Regions from separate parts of the Homo sapiens genome. Here region 2 is linked to region 1. A link is a contact called in ENCODE Hi-C or POLR2A ChIA-PET data. All regions are on one chromosome and are shown on one strand. Each heading gives the region's core, a stretch centred on a gene start or an enhancer-like site at or near the end of the contact. The rest is flanking DNA. Distances are from core to core; before and after follow the strand shown.

The links. Hi-C counts contacts between places; a loop is a spot of excess contacts on that map. ChIA-PET counts read pairs that join two places held with the same protein, here RNA polymerase II (POLR2A). Pooled maps may share reads with other maps.
Region 2: a pooled map shows a loop between it and region 1 (2.1-fold over the local background). The contact joins the enhancer-like site here to the promoter of GIMD1 in region 1. A Hi-C loop is called at or near these places in 1 of 168 maps with a recorded cell type or tissue (endothelial cell of umbilical vein) and 3 of 50 pooled maps. POLR2A ChIA-PET finds 5 or more read pairs at or near these places in 1 of 52 experiments (PC-3).

What each region holds. Positions count from the first base shown.
Region 1 is chr4:106,367,514-106,373,189 of GRCh38, forward strand. It overlaps GIMD1 (GIMAP family P-loop NTPase domain containing 1), which reads right to left and starts at 1,265. Exons shown (of 3, transcript NM_001195138.2): 1 at 1,197-1,265. RefSeq lists an enhancer at 1,997-2,046.
Region 2 is chr4:106,706,915-106,712,477 of GRCh38, forward strand. It overlaps LOC105377356 (a long non-coding RNA gene), which reads left to right. Exons shown (of 6, transcript XR_939051.1): 4 at 424-524. Among named protein-coding and RNA genes, the nearest start is that of LINC02173, 280 kb to the left of the region's middle. Within about 2 kb of position 1,304, at least 2 of the 41 ENCODE cell types and tissues checked have a DNase peak (open chromatin) inside an H3K27ac peak, as active enhancers do.

The DNA of each region.
Region 1 (5,676 bases), core at 15-2,514:
GTTGCACTCCAAGTACGATTTTAGATTTGTTTTCCCTTCATTCGTAGTGACTAAAGCATGGAGGAGGACTGCTCCACTAAAGTGGAGATCCCCCAGTGACAGAAGGGAATGTGGAATAATTGTAGTTTACAATGAGAAGGGAGAGAGAAGTCAAATACAGATAAGGAAGGATTTAGGAAACAGAAAAAATCCCAAATTACATGAAGATCATAAAAACCATGTTTAAGAGAAATATGTTAACTCATCAATGTGGTAGGTGAGTTGGTTTAGGAAAAGGTGTTGAAGTTCCTGAGCTCAGGGGCAAAGCTAGCAGTAGTATTTAAAAGTTATTCACTATTGGAGAAGTAAGAATAGAACAGTAGAAGAAACAACCCTTCTTGCTTTCTAACAACATCCCCCATCTTCCCACTTCCCGACCCACTGCCTGAATACACAAGTGGTATCTGCAAAAAATCATCCTTCCTGATTTCCTGAATGCTTCTTTCCTATGAAATATGAATAATGTTAAAGAAGACTTCTGTTTCTGCTTACCAAATTTTTTTTTTTACAACCAGGGAACATTGGTGAAAATACAAACTACTTGTAATTTCTGTTATAAAATAATTAATAAATCATCTCTATGTTCCATTAGTGTAAGTGTTGGCTCTTTAATAAAGAAAGTAAAGCCTAACATATTGGGCAGCTCAGTTAGAAGGGGGGAGAATCTTGGGAGAATCTATTCCATGTACAATACCTGTACAGTGGCCGATCCTTTGTACACTGCATGATCCCCCATAGCATTTTAAGGTCATTAATCATTTTCACTAGATTTATAAGCAGAGTTACTTGCCAATTGCTAAAACTGCCCACGCTACCAATTCAGAAATAAAGACATTTTAATATTGCATATTTATTATTTTTGCCTAGATCTTGTAACTTTATTACACAGTTTTAAGTACCGCAGGTCCTTCTTGTCCTTTAATGCCCCTCACTCCATTATACCCACACGCTAACGTGAACACCTTGAAGGAGCTTCATACCTCCATAAAAAGACACTCATTTTGCGGGTCCCTCCAGTTCACACCAGCTCTCCCAGCTCATTCAGTGGTGTCAACTGCAGTGAGATGCAGTCAATTTCTTTTTACTCCTAAATCAGGGTGTAATGTTTTTAGAAAATTAATTATTCAATCCCAATCCATTTGCTATATTTCGCTTACCTTTTCCAGTCTTGAAAATGCTTTCTCCACAAAGACGTCTCTCGCCCTGGCACAGTTGTTCTTTCATATGAACTTTCACCTTCTGATAGCGTTATTGTACCACTCTGGGACTGACACCGTATGTATTTTATTTAGTTAATTTATTGCCAGACAGCCTCTTTATAAATGATTAGTTGTCTTCCCCTAATCAGCACTGACTTTTTTATGACACTTGACAGACTTGTAATTTTAATAGGTACAGAAATATTCTATTTTTAGTATTTTTTTATTTTGTGCATTTCTTATAAGTAACAACTTATTTATAGCATAAGGAAATGCAATATGGGTATTAAACAGAAATTAGACATTCTTTAGCAATGATTACAATTTTTTCATGATCTACAATTAGATCATGACTTCACATCAGTATTTAGTTCATAATACTTTTCAAATTTTTAAAGATAATTCTTTTTGCTATATTCATATAATAAAAAGTATTATTTTATCCTAATTTATGAAACCACTGGAATGATTATATCAGCACATGTAGCTTTCATATCAATTAATGATAGTATATTTAAGGAAAGGAGTAAAATTAACTATAACTTGAAGTCAAATACATTTTTTCTTAAAAACTTGAGTTTTATTTTCTTACTGAAAACTCAAATTTTATTTTTTCTACTTCTTAGTGTATTACCCATACTGATCCAAAATACTTTCTTGGTGCTTTTAGTAGTATGGTTATAGTCTGATTCATCTTCTCTTGTATTTCTCAAAAAGTCGATGAAATATGTATTTCTGGGTGAAAGAAACTTGGAGACATCTGGAGTGCCTTATGACTTCACGGGCAGAGAGTTAAAAAGTCTTCTTCCTGTGTAGCTGTGACAAGGAAGGCATGAACTGCCTTCCTTCATCTGATAAACACATTGGGCTTCTTGAATGAAGTGGAAAGAATCTCCCCCAGGTGGCAGTAGCAGCCTGTTTCCTAAGAAGTGATTTTTGAGCCAGGATTTATTTTAATTTTTCTTCCTTAAACTGTAAACGGACATTCTTCAACCATCTACATAAACACATATTAATTGTGTTGGGGATTTTTTGAAGAAGAACAAAGCCAAACTTTCTTTCCTATGTTCCTTATAGAACACAGCAAGCATAAGCTCTTAGTTTTTCAACCACCCCCCTGCCCGACTTCAAAGTTACAGTTTAAATCATTTGCTGAATGCAACAGCTGACTGTTAAAAAATAAAGTTCAGAATTCACGAGCATGATTATAAGTTCCAGTAAAATTGAAATTTTTTTGATAATTTTTCATAAGTCTAACGCAGGTTTTAGATTTGAGTCAATTTAGAGGTCTTATAGCAGAATAATTTATTATTAGATGATGTTGAAAGATTGATTTTTTTGAATCAAGGTGAAAGAACAATCTGAAAAATTACATTTTCACCGACTTGGCTAAATATGATGTAGTAGGGATAAAAAATGTATTATCTTTTAACAGCTGGCTGCCAAATTTCTCTTAGGAAGGATACTGTCTGAGAAAATTGTTTAATTTAGCTACTTGAGGTAGAAAACGGGATCCTGAGAACAATAGCTAAACTCACAGAAAGTATTGTAACAGCCAATCTGCTGGCGAAGGGAAAAAGCCAAGAAAAGAGTAGAGAAGATCAGGGTATAAAAGGAGAGAGGGAGTGAGAGACATAAAATGAGGAAGTGAGAGAGAGATGCAGGGAGGGAAGGAAGGAACAGACAAGGAGAGAATGAAGAACTATGACATTATAGTAGGGCAGAAAGCTAGATCTCTCAGTTTTGTAAATGTAAAGGGCTAAGGAACTATTTTAAAGTCAGCCACATTTACAGTTTTCTTACATGAAGGTGGCTTTTTATTTTTGTTTTGTTTTTGGTTTTGCTTTGTATTTTATTTTATTTTGATGAAAATTAATGGAAAAGTCTAAGTTATACTCCTGTGTTAGCACAGGACAGGCACCACAAAAGTTGGAGATTGTGGGATGACATCTGAATTAAAGTAATTTAGAAGAGGCAGGAAGTTAAAGCTAGAAGGACACTAGTCCCCAGGAACTTACAGAAATCATTAGGAGGACATTTAGACTTTCCACAGTTGATGAAATGAGATATTTTGGTGTAAAGGTGACTCTAGCTGACAAGCAACTATTGTATTTCAAATTTTATATATGTACACACACATACATACAAACATATGGGCATACATATATATTCACATGCATATATTTATGCGTGTTTGTATATACAAGTGTATATATAATTTATAATTTACATGTCTGTATACTCAGGAAAATTGTGTCTCTACTCAAATGAGTTTTATTGCAAGTAGCTCTTGATATAGCAATTTGATTAAAATGTACTTTCACAGTTTTAGACAAGTTCCCATTTTCATTGGCTTGAATGGTTAATCCTTTGCTCTGAAGATATTTCTTTTCTTAATAAAGAAGACATTAAGAGTATTGACCAGATTTTGTGGTTAGGATGATCAAATGGCTTTAACCTTGGATAACACTTAACCAAGTTGAGAGGAACACTGATAAGCCAGTTATGGTTGGTGCTGACTTGATTAACTCAGTCTGAGATAGTTTTAGAATAAGGCATCAGATCTTACTGTTGGATGTTTTAGGACACTGGTCAGCAGTTTAAATTTGGTGGACAGATGGTCTTAATTTGAATGCAGTTTGAAGGTTCTTGAACCAATGAAGAATGGCCATGTCTGGACAGAAATATTTATGGGAATATAAATCTTCAGCCTAAGCTTGGTTGGTTGGTCTTTAGTGAGACTACCAGTCACATCCCCATGCAGGAATGTTCATGATGTTTTTGTTTGGTTTTGTTCTTCTTGTTTGCTTGCTTGTTTGTTTTTCTTCTGAGTATTTTGGCATATAATTATTCAGATTATAAATATATACATTATAAAAAGCATTTAAAAATACAGAAAAGAATATAGAAGAAAATAGAACCACTTTTAAATCTTAATTTCCTGGGGACCATAAGACAGTGTCTCTTTTTGGGGATTGACACAACAGGTACATTTCTTTTTGCAATCTACCCATATACTCCCCCTATTTACTCCTTTTCTTTAACAATCACTGCTGAGAGGAATCACACAATTTTGATGAGAGGCATTAATAATGGGAGTATGTTTAGCTTGTGAACTGTGCGGAGGCAAAATACTTGTTGGCAATTACTTAATCAGGATATAATATTCTTTTGAGAGAGTACTGTATTTGTTTAATTTTCTAAGATCTATTTATAATTTTAGCAATGTTACCAATAGTGAGATGGATTGACAGCTTTTTCTTTTTATCCTATATTTGTCAGATTTTCAGATCAGAAATATGCCAACCTTTTAAAATGAATTAGAAAAAATTTCTTCCTTTATGGTTCTCTGCAATAATTTAGATCCTTTGGCAATTATAAATCCCTGAAAGGTTTGAAAAATCTTCCATGAAGACAGCTTAAGCTGAACAACTTTCTGGAACTGATTCTCAAACAACTTTAACAATTTCTGCCATAGTAATTTGACATTTTTTGTGTCGATTTTGATGATTTATACTATAATAAACACATATCTGCCTTGCTCATGTTTATGATTTTAAAAATGTGTAATCATCTTCATTTCTGGTATTAGATTTCCTTTCTTGTTCTGAGGTGGCTAATATATTAGGTTTGGCTTTCTATATTTAATAAATTTTTTTTTCACTCTCTGTGTGTGTGTGTCTGTGTGTGTGTGACAATTTAATTTTGCACTTTTATAGTTTGAAAAGAATATCTATGAGCATAAGCTAGATGTATAATTTGGTGTCTTGAGGATATAAGAATTTGATTTATAATAACCAAACTTTTGTTCACCAACTCTGAGACAATTAAGTTGAAAACTGAGAGTCATACATACACTCGCATTATCATTTACAATTATAATTAGTGATTAATCATACAAATATATGTCATTATTGAAGAAATGACTAAAACCTCAAGAGCAAGCAAAAAATCAATATCTTTCTAATACTGTACTTACTAAAGGAAAATAATATGTTGAAGAAAAAATTTCAACAAAACAAATGTGCTTAATTCAGATTCTCAAAAAATTTGTCAAATGATCTCAAATCTCCCAAACCTTATTCTTGAAACACTTCTGCTAAATTCCATTACCCTGGTTTAGATTCTTTTTTATAAAAGATCATTTCTATTCACTCAAGAGAAATAGATGACATGGTATAATATAGAATATCATAAAAGTATGTTCATATAAATTAATTTCATATGTCAAAGATTTTATGTTTTATTTTTCTTACCTAAGAAATAACATATATTCAACCCATATGGATAAATATTTTTTTTAGCCAAATGCACAGAGGCAGAGGGTCTCATAATCTTTAATAAAGCTATTAACTCCTCAGTCTCTGAGCCCAGACAATAGACTGGCTCTAACTTCTTAGAGACTCACTTATCTTTTGCGCATGATTCAATTACAAAC
Region 2 (5,563 bases), core at 54-2,553, 340 kb after region 1:
TATGAAAGGAAGAAGAGGATTTTAGAACACAGGTTTGGCTGGATTTATACAGGCCCCCAAAATACTTTTTGCAAATAAGATACAGATTTGCTATGTAACCCTATTATAACAGTATCCAAATGACATAAGATATATTAATGAAAAAGTAGTTTGTTTCAAAACATTTTAATATGTGCTACATTTGTCTATCCTATGCCTGACGTAGAAATATCTTTTTCAAGACCGCCTACCCTATTTGTGTATAATGTGCCTCATTTTATGGGAGCCATTACTATGTGTTCACTACCAAATGAGATGGTATGTGTATAAGTTGGGGTACAGGAGATACAACCATAGCAGTTAAAATCTTATACAAGGAAATACAAGCAGTATTTAATTTTTGGAAAAAAAAGTTTAGGAAAAAATTATGTTTTCCATTTTCAGGGATTAAACAGCATTCTAGAAAACAAGACAGACCATGAAGAGTATGGGAAGAAACAGGAAGGCCTATTTCCCGGTACCATACCCAGAAGCTGTATAATAGGGTAAGTTATTTGACCTCTTTGTTCTGTGTTCTCCTCATTTGTCAAACAACATTTGTGAACAGTATTGCTGGTGGAGAAGAAAATTGTAAGAGAAGAGCTCAGGAATCTCAGATGAGAGGCTATTGTGATAGTCTAGGTGAGATTTCATACAGCAAACACAATTCACAACTTTTACAATGTCCTGGCACTCACTTGTTGAGTAGGGATACATTGTTTTATTAGATAATAGAGGAGGAGCTATTATTAGATAATAGAGGAAAGACCTTTTAGCTCCAGAATTGCCTTTATCTTCTTATCAATAAGCTGCTTAAAATTCTTCTTTTAAAGATGACTTCTATGGTCTTATGTGTATTTTGTAGTAAAGGTGAAAATGTGACATTAGTAATCTTCTTAGTAAATATCACTTCCTCGTAACCTTCCTAATAAATACCATTCCCTTTCTAGCAGAAACAAGTATAAGTGAATTAAGATGATGAGGAAGGATGTGGTGGGACTTGTGGTGAACAACAGCATGTGGACCTTCTGAATTCTCCTACAGCCAGTCCCTTACACAAACCAAGAGCTCTCTGGACTTTTATAACAAAAGGGGAAACTCCAGAGTTTTATGTTTAATTTCCTTAATTTTAAAACCCTGTGCAGATTGAGCAAAACATTTGCAGAGCATGTCTGGCTAGTGGACCCCTCTTGGTCATATTGTCTGCAGCCCATGCCAGTGCTGCTGAGATATTGGGCAGAATCTTGACCTCTGCAAACCAGGAGTAGCACATGAGCAAGCAAGATATACTTTGAGAATGGAAATTTCTCTGAGGAAAGTATTTCCTTCTTGAGAGCCAGCCAGCCTGTGGTGTCAGATTAGTCATATAGAGGAACATGTCAGATAGACTAGGCCAAGTAGAACTTTAATTGAGCCAGGTGCCTGTGGTGGGTTGATTATATTAGTGTTCACTGTGGCCACTCTCCCCTGGGCCCTCGGGCACACTGAGAGACCCCTCTGCTTGTCTCTGTGCAGGTTCTTATTCCATTTCCCCTTAGTAACTATTTGACAACTTCACCACTCTTTCAAGCCCTTTTACTTTCACTGTCCTCATCTCTGTTAAAACATGAATGTATTCTTCCTCTTTGTGAAAACGAAGGCTAGCAATTATGAACTTCTTTATTCTGGACTCCCACTGTTCAAATAAAGTGACATTTGCCTTTACTATCACTTCTTTTCTCCAGTCTCAGAAAAACGGAAGCTTTTTTTTTTTTTGTCTGTTCATGGTCAGTCCCACAGCTTTTGAGCTGGTCCCTTTTCATCTCTTATACAATCGCTATCAGCCCTTCCCTTTTCTGTATTTTGAATCCACAACCCAAACGCCACCTCTACCGGCTGTTCCATATGTGTGTGTATGTACGCCTCTGTCTCTCTATTACTACAGCCTCCTTCCAGTGGTCCATAAACAAGTTCTTGTATTTTCTAGGTTAAAAATTAAAACAAAGAAAAGCAAATGCCTCCCTCTGATTGCTTTGACTCTGTGTCCTCCCCTTGTTTCTTTTTCTCTCTCCTGCTCTCTGCTGTTCCTCAAAGAAGAGTCTGCTCTCAGGGAGTTCAGTTCTTTGGTTCCCACTCATGCCGTAACCCTGGCCATCAGTATGCCTCACACACAGGCCCTCTGCAAATACTCTGGCAAAGTATGTGTCTGATTGGTAATGCATATTAAAAACATATCTGCTGTTGATGTGATATCTGGGATTTGCTTCTAAATAATGCCGGAAAGGGAGAACTGGGTGGAGGTTAGGGTGAAGTGAAATTGGCTATGCCTTGATGGTTTCTGAATCTGGGTGATGAGTCCCCCTGGCAAAACCCTGGATCCTTCAATTCTAAAACTAATAAGTCTTTTTAAAAAATCTCTCAACTTATTTGATTTCTTTGTGGCATCCAACCATTTACTGCCATCTTTGTGACAAACTCTTCTCCCTTAGCACTTGCATCTCGCTCTTAGGTTACCCCTTCTCTCTGTTTTAGTCTCTTTGTGGGTTTGTTTTCTAATGCCAATTCCTTAAACATGGGTTTTCTTAGGATTACGGCTTTAGGCCCTTTCCTCTTCTTACCTGCCCACAGAAGCTGAGAGAATAATTTCTCTTGAGTTCAACCACAATCTAAGGAATATTGACCATTTAATCTTTATCTCAGTATAGTTTAAGTCACTGTTCCTCAGTTTCATACTTTCAGAATATTTTTTTTTCAGTATTTTTAGTAGAGACGAGGTTTTGCCACGTTGTCCAGGCTGGTCTCAAACTCCTGACCTGAGTATATCTGCCTGCCTCTGCCTCCCAACGTGCTGGGATTACAGCACAGTTTCATATTTTCAATTGTGCTTATCTACAGCAACATTTCCAAAACAATACTATCATTATCTTCCTATTCCTCTCAACCTGATCTTTACTCTCAAATTACACTATCCCAAGAGTCATCTTTTTTAGGAAGATGCCCCCTCATTAATCATGCCTTCCTCAAAGCCAAGTAGGAGCTCCCTTCTTTCAGCTGGAACATTACAGTGCCCTGTTGCTCCCATTCTACATGTTGTTTTCTCTTCCTATACTTCCCCAAGGCTGGACCAAACATCAGATTCATATTGGTATTCCCACCCCCAGTATAATATAGTGAACATCAACAATACACATTTGTTGGAGTTATTAATAATGTAATCTTGGAATTTAGTGCTAAAGGGATCATGTAGTTCAGAGTATCTCAAAGAACAGCTCAGTGTTCAGGGCCTGAGTTTAAATCCTGACTCTGCCAATTATTAGCTTTGTGATATAGGGAAGTATGTAAAAACTCACTTAATGCTCTTTTTTTGAGCTGTAACAAATGAATGCCCAAATTACAAATAAAAAAAGGAAAATTTAGAAATGTAATTTCTTTTTTTTTACATTTACTTATATAGTTTATTTTGTTTTCTTAGTTCTTTTTTTTATTATACTTTAAGTTCTAGGGTACATGTGCACAACGTACAGGTTTCTAACATATGTATACATGTGCCATGTTGGTGTGCTGCACACATTAATTCGTTATTTACATTAGGTATATCTCCAAATGCTATTCCTCTGCCCTCCCCCCACCCCACGACAGGCCCCAGTGTGTAATGTTTCCCTTCCTGTGTCCAAGTGCTCTCATTGTTCAATTCCCACCTATGAGTGAGAACATGCGGTGTTTGGTTTTTTTGTCCTTGAGATAGTTTGCTGAGAATGATGGTTTGCAGCTTCATCTATGTCCCTGCAAAGGACATAAAGTCATCCTTTTATATGGCTGCATAGTATTCCATGGTGTATATGTGCCACATTTTCTTAATCCAGTCAATCATTGTTGGATATTTGGGTTGGTTCCAAGTCTTTGCTATTGTGAGTACTGCCGCAATAAACATACGTATGCATGGGTCTTTATAGCAGCATGATTTATATTCCTTTACGTATATACCCAGTAATGGGATGGGTGGGTCAAATGGTATTTCTAGTTCTGGATCCCTGAGGAATCACCACACTGTCTTCCACAATGGTTGAACTAGTTTACAATCCCACCAACAGTGTAAAAGTGTTCCTATTTCTGCATATCCTCTCCAGCACCTGTCGTTTCCTGACTTTTTAATGATCGCCATTCTAACTGGTGTAGATGATATCTCATTGTGGTTTTGATTTGCATTTCTCTGACGGCCAGTGATGATGAGCATTTTTCATGTGTTTTTTTTGGCTGCATAAATGTCTTTTTTTGAGAAGTGTCTGTTCGTATCCTTCGCCCACTTTTTGATGGGGTCATTTCTTTTTTTCTTGTAAATTTGTTTGAGTTCTTTGTAGATTCTGGATATTAGCCCTTTTTCAGATGAGTAGGTTGCAAAAATTTTCTCCCATTTTGTAGGTTGCCTGTTCACTCTGATGGTAGTTTCTTTTGCTATGCAGAAGCTCCTTAGTTTAATTAGATCACATTTGTCAATTTTGGCTTTTGTTGCCATTGCTTTTGGTGTTTTAGACATGAAGTCCTTGCCCATGCCTATGTCCTGAATGGTAATGCCTAGGTTTTCTTCTAGGGTTTTTATGGTTTTAGGTCTAATATTTAAGTCTTCAATCCATCTTGAATTAATTTTTGTATAAGGAGTAAGGAAGGGATCCAGTTTCAGCTTTCTACATATGGCTAGCCAGTTTTCCCAGCACCATTTATTAAATAGGGAATCCTTTCCCCGTTTCTTCTTTTTGTCAAGTTTGTCAAAGATCAGGTGGTTGTAGATGTGTGGTATTATTTCTGAGGGCTCTGTTCTGTTCCATTGATCTATATCTCTGTTTTGGTATCAGTACCATGCTGTTTTGGTTACCATAGCCTTGTAGTGTAGTTTGAAGTCAGGTAGCATGATGCCTCCAGCTTTGCTCTTTTGGCTTAGGATTGACTTGGCAATGGGGGCTCTTTTTTGGTTCCATATGAACTTTAAAGTAGTTTTTTCCAATTCTGTGAAGAAAGTCATTGGTAGCTTGATGGGGATGGCATTGAATCTATAAATTACCTTGGGCAGTATGGCCATTTTCATGATATTGATTCTTCCTATCCATGAGCATGGAATGTTCTTCCATTTGTTTGTGTCTTCTTTTATTTCATTGAGCAGTGGTTTGTAGTTCTCCTTGAAGAGTTCCTTCACATCCCTTGTAAGTTGGATTCCTAGGTATTTTATTCTCTTTGAAGCAATTGTGAATGGGAGTTCACTCATGATTTGGTTCTCTGTTTGTCTGTTATTGGTGTATAGGAATGCTTGTAATTTTTGCACATTGATTTTGTATCCTGAGACTTTGCTGAAGTTGCTTATCAGCTTAAGGAGATTTTGGGCTGAGGCAATGGGGTTTTCTAGATATACAATCATCACATCTGCACACAGGGACAATTTGACTTCCTATTTTTCTAATTGAATACCCTTTATTTCTTTCTCCTGCCTGATTGCCCTGGCCAGAACTTCCAACAGTATGTTGAATAGGAGTGGTGAGAGAGGGCATCCCTGTCTGTGCCAGTTTTCAAATAGAAT